Linked DNA regions of Homo sapiens: region 2 is linked to region 1. The links are chromatin contacts, found by Hi-C or POLR2A ChIA-PET in ENCODE. All regions are on one chromosome and are shown on one strand. The core of a region is the stretch at or near the end of the contact, and the rest is flanking DNA. Distances in the headings are between cores, read along the strand shown.

What was found. A loop is a pair of places that touch in the nucleus more often than their neighbours do. ChIA-PET counts read pairs that join two places held with the same protein, here RNA polymerase II (POLR2A). Pooled maps may share reads with other maps.
Region 2: a loop to region 1 is called in a pooled map, with 2.3 times the contacts of the local background. The contact joins the promoter of TAGLN2 here to the promoter of ARHGEF11 in region 1. A Hi-C loop is called at or near these places in 1 of 37 single-sample maps with no recorded cell type and 1 of 50 pooled maps. POLR2A ChIA-PET finds 5 or more read pairs at or near these places in 1 of 52 experiments (OCI-LY7).

Annotation. Positions count from the first base shown.
Region 1 is chr1:157,043,186-157,048,926 of GRCh38, forward strand. It overlaps ARHGEF11 (Rho guanine nucleotide exchange factor 11), which reads right to left and starts at 2,557. Exons shown (of 41, transcript NM_198236.3): 1 at 1,114-2,557. The coding sequence starts at 1,145. RefSeq lists a silencer at 2,468-2,767.
Region 2 is chr1:159,922,628-159,927,133 of GRCh38, forward strand. It overlaps TAGLN2 (transgelin 2), which reads right to left and starts at 2,880. Exons shown (of 5, transcript NM_003564.3): 1 at 2,823-2,880. It overlaps LOC124904437 (a long non-coding RNA gene), which reads left to right and starts at 1,251. Exons shown (of 2, transcript XR_007066683.1): 1 at 1,251-1,324; 2 at 1,852-4,313. It overlaps IGSF9 (immunoglobulin superfamily member 9), which reads right to left. Exons shown (of 21, transcript NM_001135050.2): 21 at 4,414-4,506. RefSeq lists enhancers at 151-200, 321-500, 901-1,000, 1,310-2,509, 1,982-2,558 and 1 more and a silencer at 1,841-2,250.

The sequences.
Region 1 (5,741 bases), core at 1,307-3,806:
GGGCATGGAGGGAACAATTGCTCCCTTGCAAATATTCTTCCCTATCTCTCCAATAATATTTTTTTCCAGGCCCAGTCCTTTCATTTGCTTGTTCAGTCCTTCAACCACCCATCTATCCAGTTAGGATGTGTGCAGTGCCCACAAAACACACCCCCCACAGCAAGGTTCTCATGGGGAGAAGCGTTGAGGAGGGGTAGGGGAGGGAAGGAAAAGGCAGACACCTTACAAAGTTGTACCAATCATTTGGAGGTAAGAATTGCAACCACACAGTAACATTACCAGTGATAGAGGTGGCTGGGCAGACTCTTGGGGCAAGGGGTGTCATGTGTTCAGACTCTGAGGGCCAGTGCTGCTGCCCAGCAGGCCTACGAGCCCAAAACAATTTCTTCTGGCTCCAGGCAGAGGGAAGGCCCATTTTGCAGAGTCAAGCTTATTAAGAACAGCTTGGAAGATTAAACCTAGAGCATCAGCCGGTTGGCAGGTCTCAATTCAAACTCTAAGCTTGGAGGAGAGGAAATTCTAATGTGATCTATGCATTTTGGGACCATGTCAGCTACTGGTAAAAATCCAGACTTGCATGGGTGCAAAGGATGTTTCTGTCCCATCATTCAGGCCAAGAACATCCTCTTCATTTCTAGAAATGGGATCCACCCCGTCACCAAGCCCCACCATTCCATACCAACCAGCCTGGTGGAGGCCCACGCCTCTGCCAGGGCCCTTCTCCCAGCAGCTCCAACACCTAAAGCCAGTCCCCCTAGTGCAACCCTAGGAGCTCACAAGACTGGCTTGCCCCCACCTGAGACTAGCAAGTTGGGTGGACTCAAATTCAGCCTCTACCCTGGCAAAAGTCAAAAGCCACTGGAAGCACATCCTCCTCCTTTCCCTCTCCTGGCTTCACTGTTTATTGCTTATATTCAAAAGACGCTGAATCAAGAGCTATGTTTTTGCACATAACCACATAGGCTGACAGTCCCCAGAGACTAATGCTCCTAGCCCACCAATTCCCATAGCCCACCCAGACCCCTATTTTCAACCATTTATTAAAATGCAACACCACCCCTCCCAGTCTTTCCTTTAGTCAATGTTGAAAAATCAAATTATTAGCAAACCTACCTGTCTATACTCTGGGGTAACCTTACACTCATGGTTTCTCGGTGTCTCCACGGTTCCAGAATCCTGTAGCTTTGGTGTCTTGATCAGGATTGAATCGCTTGCAATTTTTGAGCAAGGTGAGAGGAGGGCCTCCCAACTTGAAGATAGAATCCTTTCTCCTCCAGCTCTCAGGACCCTGGTAACTGATGCTCCACTCTACTTCTACCAGTGAACATGATTTCCTTTCTCAGCCCCTCTTCCCCTCCCCCGCTTTAAAAAAAAAGAAAAGAAAAGAAAAAAGAAAAAAAAAGGAAAAGAGGAAAAACTACGACCTTCTCAGAAACCAAAAACCCAGCCACGAATCTCTTCAAGGTTAGCACTATGGCCAAAAAAAAATGAATCACAGAAAAATGTGCCTTCAAAATATCACTGTTAACTGCAAAGTACAGATAAAACCATCCTTTAAATCCAGCTTTCTCAGCTGTCCTTCTGTTGGCAAGAGACCCTCTAGCTCAAAGGGGGAAAGTAATTTTCTAGTCTCCAATGCTTAATATGACAACAGCAAATATCTTTGAGGAAAGGAAAAAAAAAAGGATTAATAAATCCGAAATGGCACTTGGAAAAATTCTTTCGGCTGATTTGTACAGTAAAATAATAAATAAAACCATACAATAGTATGTACACAACAGCACTCCTTCCAAGTCCAGTGCAACCCTGGGAACCAAAATTTATGGACTTCCTTAAAAAAAAAAAAGCTTTTACATTAAATGTTTTGAAATTCTTAAATGAGCCAATTGCACCAAAAAAAAAAATAAAATAAAAATCAAAGAACACCTGAAATGCAATGCTTTTTACCTTTAAGATGGTAGTAATGATAACAAACCAGAGATAATCTCTGAAAATATTCTCTCCTTTTCTTTTTCCTTTAAACTTGCAGGTTCCTCCACCTACCCCAGCCTGATTCTCAGACCCAGCCTACGTTCGGCCTTTTTCTGAAAGACAATTTCCTGAGTTAGTTCTGCTGTTGGGCTCCTCCACATCCAGGCTCCGAAATTTTCTCTTGCCTCAGCCTCCATGAAACGGAGATTTCGCTTCCTCCCGTTCCCCCTTCTCTCTCCCTCTCTCTCGCCCGGCCAGAAAGACGGCTCCCTTATTATTCGTTCGGATTATTATTGTGGATTTGAGTTCGAGGTGGGTTTTTCTTCCACACCAGACTCCTGGAAAATCCGATCGCCTGTCTCCTCTCGGCCTCTCCTTGCCTCCCTTTCCGCCCCTCGCCTAATCTCGCAGGCAGGAGCCCGCAGTGCCTCGCGCAGGACGCCCGGCCGGGCCTCGGGCTCCCGGCGCCGCTCGCCCCGCGCCCGACCGCCGTGTTCCGGCCTTCGCGGCCGCTCGGGACGCCAGGCTCGGCGCACAGGGAAGGCTGCGGCGGCTGCGGCAGGCCGGCACGAGCGGGCGTCCGACTGCCGGCGTCGCGGCCGCGCTCGCCTCCTTCCGGGCCCCTTCCCCCTCGGTTCGCCGCTCGCTCGGGCGCAGGCCCGGCCGGCCGCCCCCCTTCCCTCCCTCCTTCCCTGCGAGCCTTTCTCCTTCCCTCGCTCCCGCGGGGCGGGGCCGCAGGCTCCTCCTCCTCGCTGCGCTGCCCGCCGCCCGCCGGCCTTTCCCCTCACGCCGCGGCGGCCGGGGGCGGGGGCGGGAAGCTGACCGCCTTTCCCTGCCTCGGTTCCCGCGGCCGCGACTCCCGCCGACCGGCCCGCCCCTGTCCCGGCCTCCCTGCGCGCCCTGCCCCCCACAACCCTTTGCCGTCGCTCCTCGGCCGGTCCCCTCTGCGGCCCCTCAGTCGCCGGCCCTGCCCCTCGGCGCGGCCTAGCGGGTTCCCATCTCAGCCGGATCCCCGGCCCGGCCCGCGGGCGACCCCGGCCCTGACCCCGCCAGGCACCGCGCGCCGTCCCCGCCGCCGCCACCGCCACCGCCACCCCTGCCGCCTTTTCGCCGCTTTTCCTCGGCTGCTTTTCCCCCTTTTATTGACTTCTGCTCGGGAGCCGACCTTTGTTTCCTACCCCCTGCCCGCCCAGCCACCGTGCCCGCGCCCCGTGCCCCTGCCCACGGGTGCAGGTTTACCTCTTTGCGTCCACCGGCATTACCCCGGCGCCCGCAGCTGCGGCTCACCCTCTCTCCACCTCTCTTCTGATCTTATTTTTCAAACATTTGTTGCGGCCTCCTTCGTGGTGTCAGTTCTTTTAACTGTTTCCTCCCGTTTCTGTGGTCCTTCCCACTTCTAATACCACCGACTTAGGGGGAAGACCCTTCGCTGTTTCCTCTCGGGTTGGGTTGGGCATCTTAATAGCAGGCTGTGTGAAGTGTCTTTGAACTCTATGGAAGAGCCTTTCCAGAGCAATTCTATTTTCATAACCCCCTCTCATAGAATCACAGTTTCTAAATCTTTACAAGTAACGTGACATTTGTCAGAAGGTGCCGAGCGTTATGATTAAAAATCATTAAGGCCGAGGCGGGGCCTGAGGTCAGGAGTTCGAGACCATCCTGGGCCAACATGGTGAAACCCCCCCCCTCTACTAAAAATACAAAACTAGCCGTACGTGGTGGCGCGTGCCTGTAATCCCAGCTACTCGGTAGGCTAGGGCACGAGAATCGCTTGAACCCGGGAGGCGGAGCTTGCAGTGAGCCGAGATTGCGCCACTGCACTCCAGTCTGGGCAACAGAGCGAGACTCCGTCTCAAAAAACTAATAATAATAAAATTTTTTTTAAAAAATTATTAAAATAAAAAAACTCTCACTAGGATTGGGGAGTGGACTTTGCCTTCTTGCCTAGGTAAATGCCATTGTAAAATACTCTGCAGGCAGTGGGGTGTTTGCATAAGTTCTCTCCTTTCACACTACCTGGATTGTTCTGGGAGGGGGTGGATATGTATATGTAAATTATCTATACACATTCGTGAGCTCTGGAGTGACCTCACCAGTGTTAGAAGTGGTAGATATGCAAATTGCAAGAGGAAAAAGAAACGAATAAGCATCAGTTGAAGACCTACTATGAACCAGGAACTTTCCCTTTAATGTATATCAGGTATAGGTTGGCAAATAAAAGAACCTGCTTCCTTCACCCTGTCTCCACCAACCCCTAGGCCAGAACTCCCCAAAACAGGTGATCTGCCCAGCATTTGAAGCACAGTCTAGATTGTTGCTGACTTAATTGTGTCTTTCTTTCCCATACTACCCGCAAAAATGATGCTCTCAAATGTGGACACTGCTCTGTGGTGACAGACCACTGGTTGCCACACATTTTAAAATAATGTTTTCTTGGCCAGGTGCGGTGGCTCACGCCTGTAATCCCAGCACTTTGGGAGACCGAGGCGAGTGGATCACCTCAAGTCAGAAGTTCGAGACCAGCCTGGCCAACATGGTGAAACCCCGTCTCTACTAAAAATACAAAAAATTAGCTGGGTATGGTGGGGAGCGCCTGTAATCCTAGCTACTCCGGAGGTTGAGGCAGGAGAATCGCTTGAACCCGGGAGGCAGAGGTTGCAATCAGCCAAGATTGCGCCACTGCACACCAGCCTGGGTGACGAGTGAAACTCCATCTCAAAATGATAATAATAATGATAATGTGTTCTTAATATATGTAATATTTTTAAAGCAAGTATTTACATATATTTTATTACATATCTTATACAACATTGCCTAGTGTAGAAATATTAAAAGGTTGAAATTTAAAAATGAACATTTTTTAAATCATGCTTTTTGGTGAAAGTTAATTGCTGTCATAACTGGAAAAGATGCTTGCCAAAGATAGGTAGATTCAAACAGAAGAAGTATGCCCTTGATTGCATTTATTAAATCATGATACTTATTTTCCAATCCCATTCATCAACAATGCAAAGACTTCTAATTGAAATTCAACTAGTAAATTTATATCTTAAGTCAATCCTTCTTGAATGATTGGAAGGTGTTACATTTTTATATTCTTAACAAATGGGTTCCAGCCATTAAGAAATTTCATTTAACTTTAAAAAATAGGTTTTCAAATTCTGTTTCCTAATTTTTCAGTGTGCAAAGGTTTTGATAGGTGAAACCATTGTTTTTGGTAATTAAAAAAATCACAATATTGGAACCATTTCCAGTCATCCGTCTTCAAAATACTTTTTCCTAAAGTATGTGTTTCTTTAGAAAAGCAGTGACTTCCTCGCTCGTAGATAGACTGTCATCTTAACCTTGAAGGGACAGCTTGAAGGGACAGATTAAGCGGTGTTTTTGTTGTTTGTTTTTGTTTTTGCAAGTAAGTGCTAGGTAGCATACTCTTGACAGCCATTTCTCATCATAGAACACTGAAATAAAACTGTGCATCTCCTCCATGTTCAGTATTTCATTTTAGGCTTTCCCCAGGAGATTGTTAATCTGCACAGCAAAGATTTTCATGGTCATTCTCTGTCATTACAAAGAATTGTAAAGTTTGTAGCAGTTAACAGGCTTGTTTTTGTCTGGTGGGTGGCGTACATCATGAAGAAAATGAACGTCAATGGTGATGTTACCTCTGGTTCTTGGAACCTCCTCATATACTGTGTGTGACAGATGACTTCTGACATAGTGACTGAGTGAGAATGCCATGTCATTAGTGTTAGTAAAACCTAATTATTTTT
Region 2 (4,506 bases), core at 1,630-4,129, 2.9 Mb after region 1:
CCAGTTCCAGACCTCTCTCCTGGGAGTGGCTGTGCTCAGGGCTGTTTCCAGGGACCAAGTGGCCTGAGGCTCGGGGATCACCATGGCACAGGTAAAGAAAGGGCAGGAGAATGATTAACCTAGACACTGGGGTTAAGAGCAGAGAGAAAGGCCTGAAGCCAGACACTTCCAGTGCCCCCCAACCCCCCAAGGCAGGACAAACTTGGCCTCCCAGACCCACCACTGGGTGGAAAGTGGATGCTGAGGAACCCCCTCCACCGCCCAACGCTGGGGCCTGGACACAGCTGGCAGGGTCACGGCCTCCAGCTGCAGTGTATCTGCTCCACTCTGGGGCCATTGCCCTCAAGCTCTGAGGTGCCAGAGCCATAGGGCGGGGTCCTGAGAAGGGGCAGTTCCAACCAGGCCAGGCCTGGTCAGCAGCTGTTTCTCTTCCCCACCCCCACGGGCAGGCAGAAGCTGATGGGCTGCGGCTGCTGGAGCTGGGAAGGCCCACCCTAGGGACACCCAGGGGACCTGCCCCTGCCTTCCCTCAAACATAAAGAAAACAGTAAGCAAGTTGCCTACCAGGGTGAGAAGAGATATGCCCAGCTGGAAGACAGGTGTGGGGGACCCCCAGAGCTGGGGACCCCAAAGGAAGGTGACAGCTGAACAACCTGGGGGATGGACTGGCAGGGAGCAACCTAAACCCTAGCGCTACTGCAGCTGTGAGAACAACCCTCACCCTCACCCTGGAGTTACAATAGGCGGGAAACGGGGAGGGGCCACGCAAGGCACTCGGCCCCACCCAGACCCTGGGCTGGAAGCTTACCTCACCAAAGCCAAAGCCAAAGAAAAGGCGGACATGGGTGGGGGCAGGGAGGACTTCAGGGTTCTTGGCTAGGGTGTTTAATTGGGAAGACAAAGGGACTCTCCATCCACCGTGCAGATGGAACACAGGAGAACTTCCCAACTCAGATTTGGGACAGGGAGTGTTCTCAAAGAGCAGCACAGTGAGGGCACCAGCCCACAGAGCGAGGTGCCACAGCCAGCAGCAAGGATGGGGGGCGGCCCACAATTAAGGGAACCACCGTAGGGCAGCCCCTCACCACCGAGAGTCAGGAGCAGAAGAGAAAGCTGAGGCTACACAAACAGGAAGCTCCAAAGCTTGCGTGGGAGGAGGGGATGAGGTGGGGGCCGTTGCCATGGCTTCTGTGTACCAAACAGTGTTGGAGGCTGGGTGGGGGCTCCGGGCAGAAACACCCTGTCAACACAGACGTTGTGGTGAGCAGGCTGTGAGCACGGGAGCAGAAGTGGGATCGTCTCAGCAGTGCTCGGGTGTAGCCAGGTGCAAGAGATTATTCCAGGAGACAGCTATAGTGGGGATGGACAGCGTGTGGGGGAAGATAGGAAATGACCCGTGTTGGGGTGAAGAAGAGGACTCAGGAAGTAGTTGTTCAGGAGAAGAAATCCCCTGGGAAGGGAAAGTGTTCTGAGCTAGAGAACCCACAGCTGAAAATTCTGGAGGGAGAAGGGATGGAATGAAGAAAGGATTAGGGGCCAATCCCGGGGTGGGGGACAGGGGCAGAGGCCTTGGGGTGAGGGAGGGAGTTGCGGTTGGACAAAACCTATTTGTTGGTTCTGGAATGGTAGGGCCCTACTGGGCCCGCCCTGCCTTGGCCTCCTCTGCAGTTGTAGGTCTGCCCCTTGTAGTGGGGAGGAGAAACTGGGAGGGGGCTAGAGATAGAGAGCCATTGCTGTCTGGTGCTTTGAAGTCAATGAGAACACTGGGGGAGCCCCGTCCCAGCCGCAGGTCTTCTACATCGAATCCCACACTCCATCCCCACTCTCACCCCGTTTCTCTCTGCCCCACAGATACCAACTGCTCACAGATCTCCCAGGACACCGGCTTCAGGTAGCCCCAGGAGGCACAGGGCGCGGGGGGAGGCGGCAGTCCACCTCCGGTCCTGCAGGTCCGGCCTCCCAGCCGCCGCCCCCCACCCCCACGACCACACCCTGGGCCGTTACAACAGATGAGTCACCCACCGCCCTCCCGCCGCTGGGGTGACGCAGTGGTCTGGGCAGCCCGCCCGTCCGCCCGCGGCCACCACCGGCTTTCCCAGCAGCAGGGGGCACCCGGTGGGGGCAGCGGCGCTCGGGCAGGGTAAAAGCAGCCACCACCACCCCCACAACCTCACACAGGGCACCCCGGGGCGCAGTCAGGGCTGCAGCACCCAGACCCCCGAGGTCAGGGGACCGTCATAGAGATGACTGGAGCTTCACAGAAGGTCACCGTGCGACCCATGCAGAGCCCCCTAGCCCCAGCCCGTGACCTCAAGTCCCCAGAATAGCAAGCTAGCAGGAACAGGAATGAAAAGGGCGGCCTCGGGGACTCAGAGGGCACGCAGTGCTCACACGTGCTCCTGGAACCAGGAAGTGAAGGGTCGCGCGGGAAAGCCCAGGAGCACGAGCTGGCCCAGGGCCGGCGCCACGACCCGGGGTCACTCGGGGCCAGCCAGCTAAAGTCCGACGCCCTTTTTTCCCCTCGCCCCAGTGAGGACTCAGCGATGGAGCCCGCGGGTGGGGCTCAGTCCCTGAGTCCCTGCTCCAGACGGACGCCCTGTCTATGCATGGGCTAACCTCGCCTGACCTCATCGTCCAACAATGTCGGGTCAGGGCTTGGGGACAGGACCTGACAGCACGGGGCGGGGTAAAGTAGTCACCGGACCCTTGCCTGGTACCAGCCCTTGATCCCCGAGCTCGCTGGAGCAAGTTCAAAGCGCTGGCTTCTTGCTTTCTACACAGCACGCACATGTCCCCGACCCCCGTACCCCCGACCTGCTCACCGTTCAAGCGGGCTGGAGAGCGGCGCACTGACTCAAGGCAAGGGCTGCAGCTGCAAGTGGTGCGCCCTGCCCAGCCGGGGATTTTCAGGAGGGTCCCGCCTCAGACGGGGCGGACCCGGGGCGGGGCAAGGGCCAAGAAGGTTTAAAGGCGCCGCAGCGCAGAAGGAGGGAGGACTGCTTGAGACAGAGGGACAGTAGACCAGAGCAAGGGTTAAAGGTTCGGGGAGTCTGAATCTACAAAGGCGGCTGCAGTGGTCTCCACCCGTGAGTACCTCAGCCTCCACCGAGAGCCCGTAGACTTGTGCCCCAGTAGGAAACTTTCTGCCTAGAAAGTTAGCTAAACACTGTGGGCGTGTTTATGTAGGAAGAAGCCTCCTAGTTTAGAGGCTGGCAAGGTAAAAGGAGGCACAGGAAGGCCTTCCCCCGACCCCAACTGACTAGTGTGTGACAGGACTGGGACTTGCAGGCCGGGACAGCACCCCCACGTGATCTTGCTCACCTCTTACTTCAAGCCTGGGCAGGGACTAACAGTGAGGTCACTCTGCCCAGGGCCCTAGGGGTGTTTTCGGTGTTGGGACCCAGGGCTCAGACCTGTCTTCTCCCTGCCTTTCATCTCCTTTTCTATGACCTGGTATCTCTTCCTAAATCCTGGAGGGATCAGAGGGGGAGACCTCAGCGCGAGGAGGCTGGCTGGGGTTCTTTTGTCTCTGAGGGTGGAGGACAGCACAGTTCAGGGGTGGAGAAAGAGCCCCCCATCCTTTCAGGCTTCAGTTGAATAGAGTCCCCCGGGGTGGAGTTCTGCACACATGATAGAGTCCTCCCTTGAACCTGAGATTCCAGGATGTCAATATCCAGTCCTGTCCAACCTTTCTATTATTCTCTGTTCCCTCCCCGAGTCCTACACAGCCCTATATTCCAGTCCCACTGATTGTCAAGCATTCTCACTCTTCTGTGCCTTTACAAAGGCTATTCCTCTGCCTAGGACAGTTTCCCTTCCTTGACTGGCTCCCCACCTGCTCTACCCTTTACCTGCTGTGTGACTGTTGTGCATTCTATGCTTGAGTTCCCTGGTCTATAGAACAGAGCTAATAGTACTACCTAATTCATAGAATTGTAGAGAACTAAACAGTCCACCTATAGGGCTTAGAGCAGTGCCTGGCACATAGTGAATACTATTATTACCACCATCTATCTGTGAGGGTCCTGAGGACTCCCCCCCAATATGTGGCATTTGTCCCAGCACACGATATTAGCGTTCACTAAAGGTGGCCTTGAATGCAACATCTTCCTTTGTGCTACAATAACCAACACATAGCTTTATCACGGAACTTATCATACGGTAACTATTTCTTTGTCCGCCTCACTGACTAGAAAGAACTCCTCAAGGGCAAAGGCGTGCTTCCAGAGCTTTGTATTTTCTCAGTATCTACTTCAGTGGCTGGCCTTTAGTAGCTGGCCTCCGTAAGCACTCAATAAATGTTCTTGAATGAATGCTGAATGCACCTCCATTTATTCAAGAAGATTCTCCTCTTCTTTAAGGGTCCAGGGATTTTCCTGGCACTCTCTCAAAGACAGATAACACACAGAAACATCTTTCAAACTTTGTTTATTCACCTGTAAAAAACTTCACACACACACACACACACACAGAGAGAGAGAGAGAGAGAGAGAGAGAGAGAGAGGC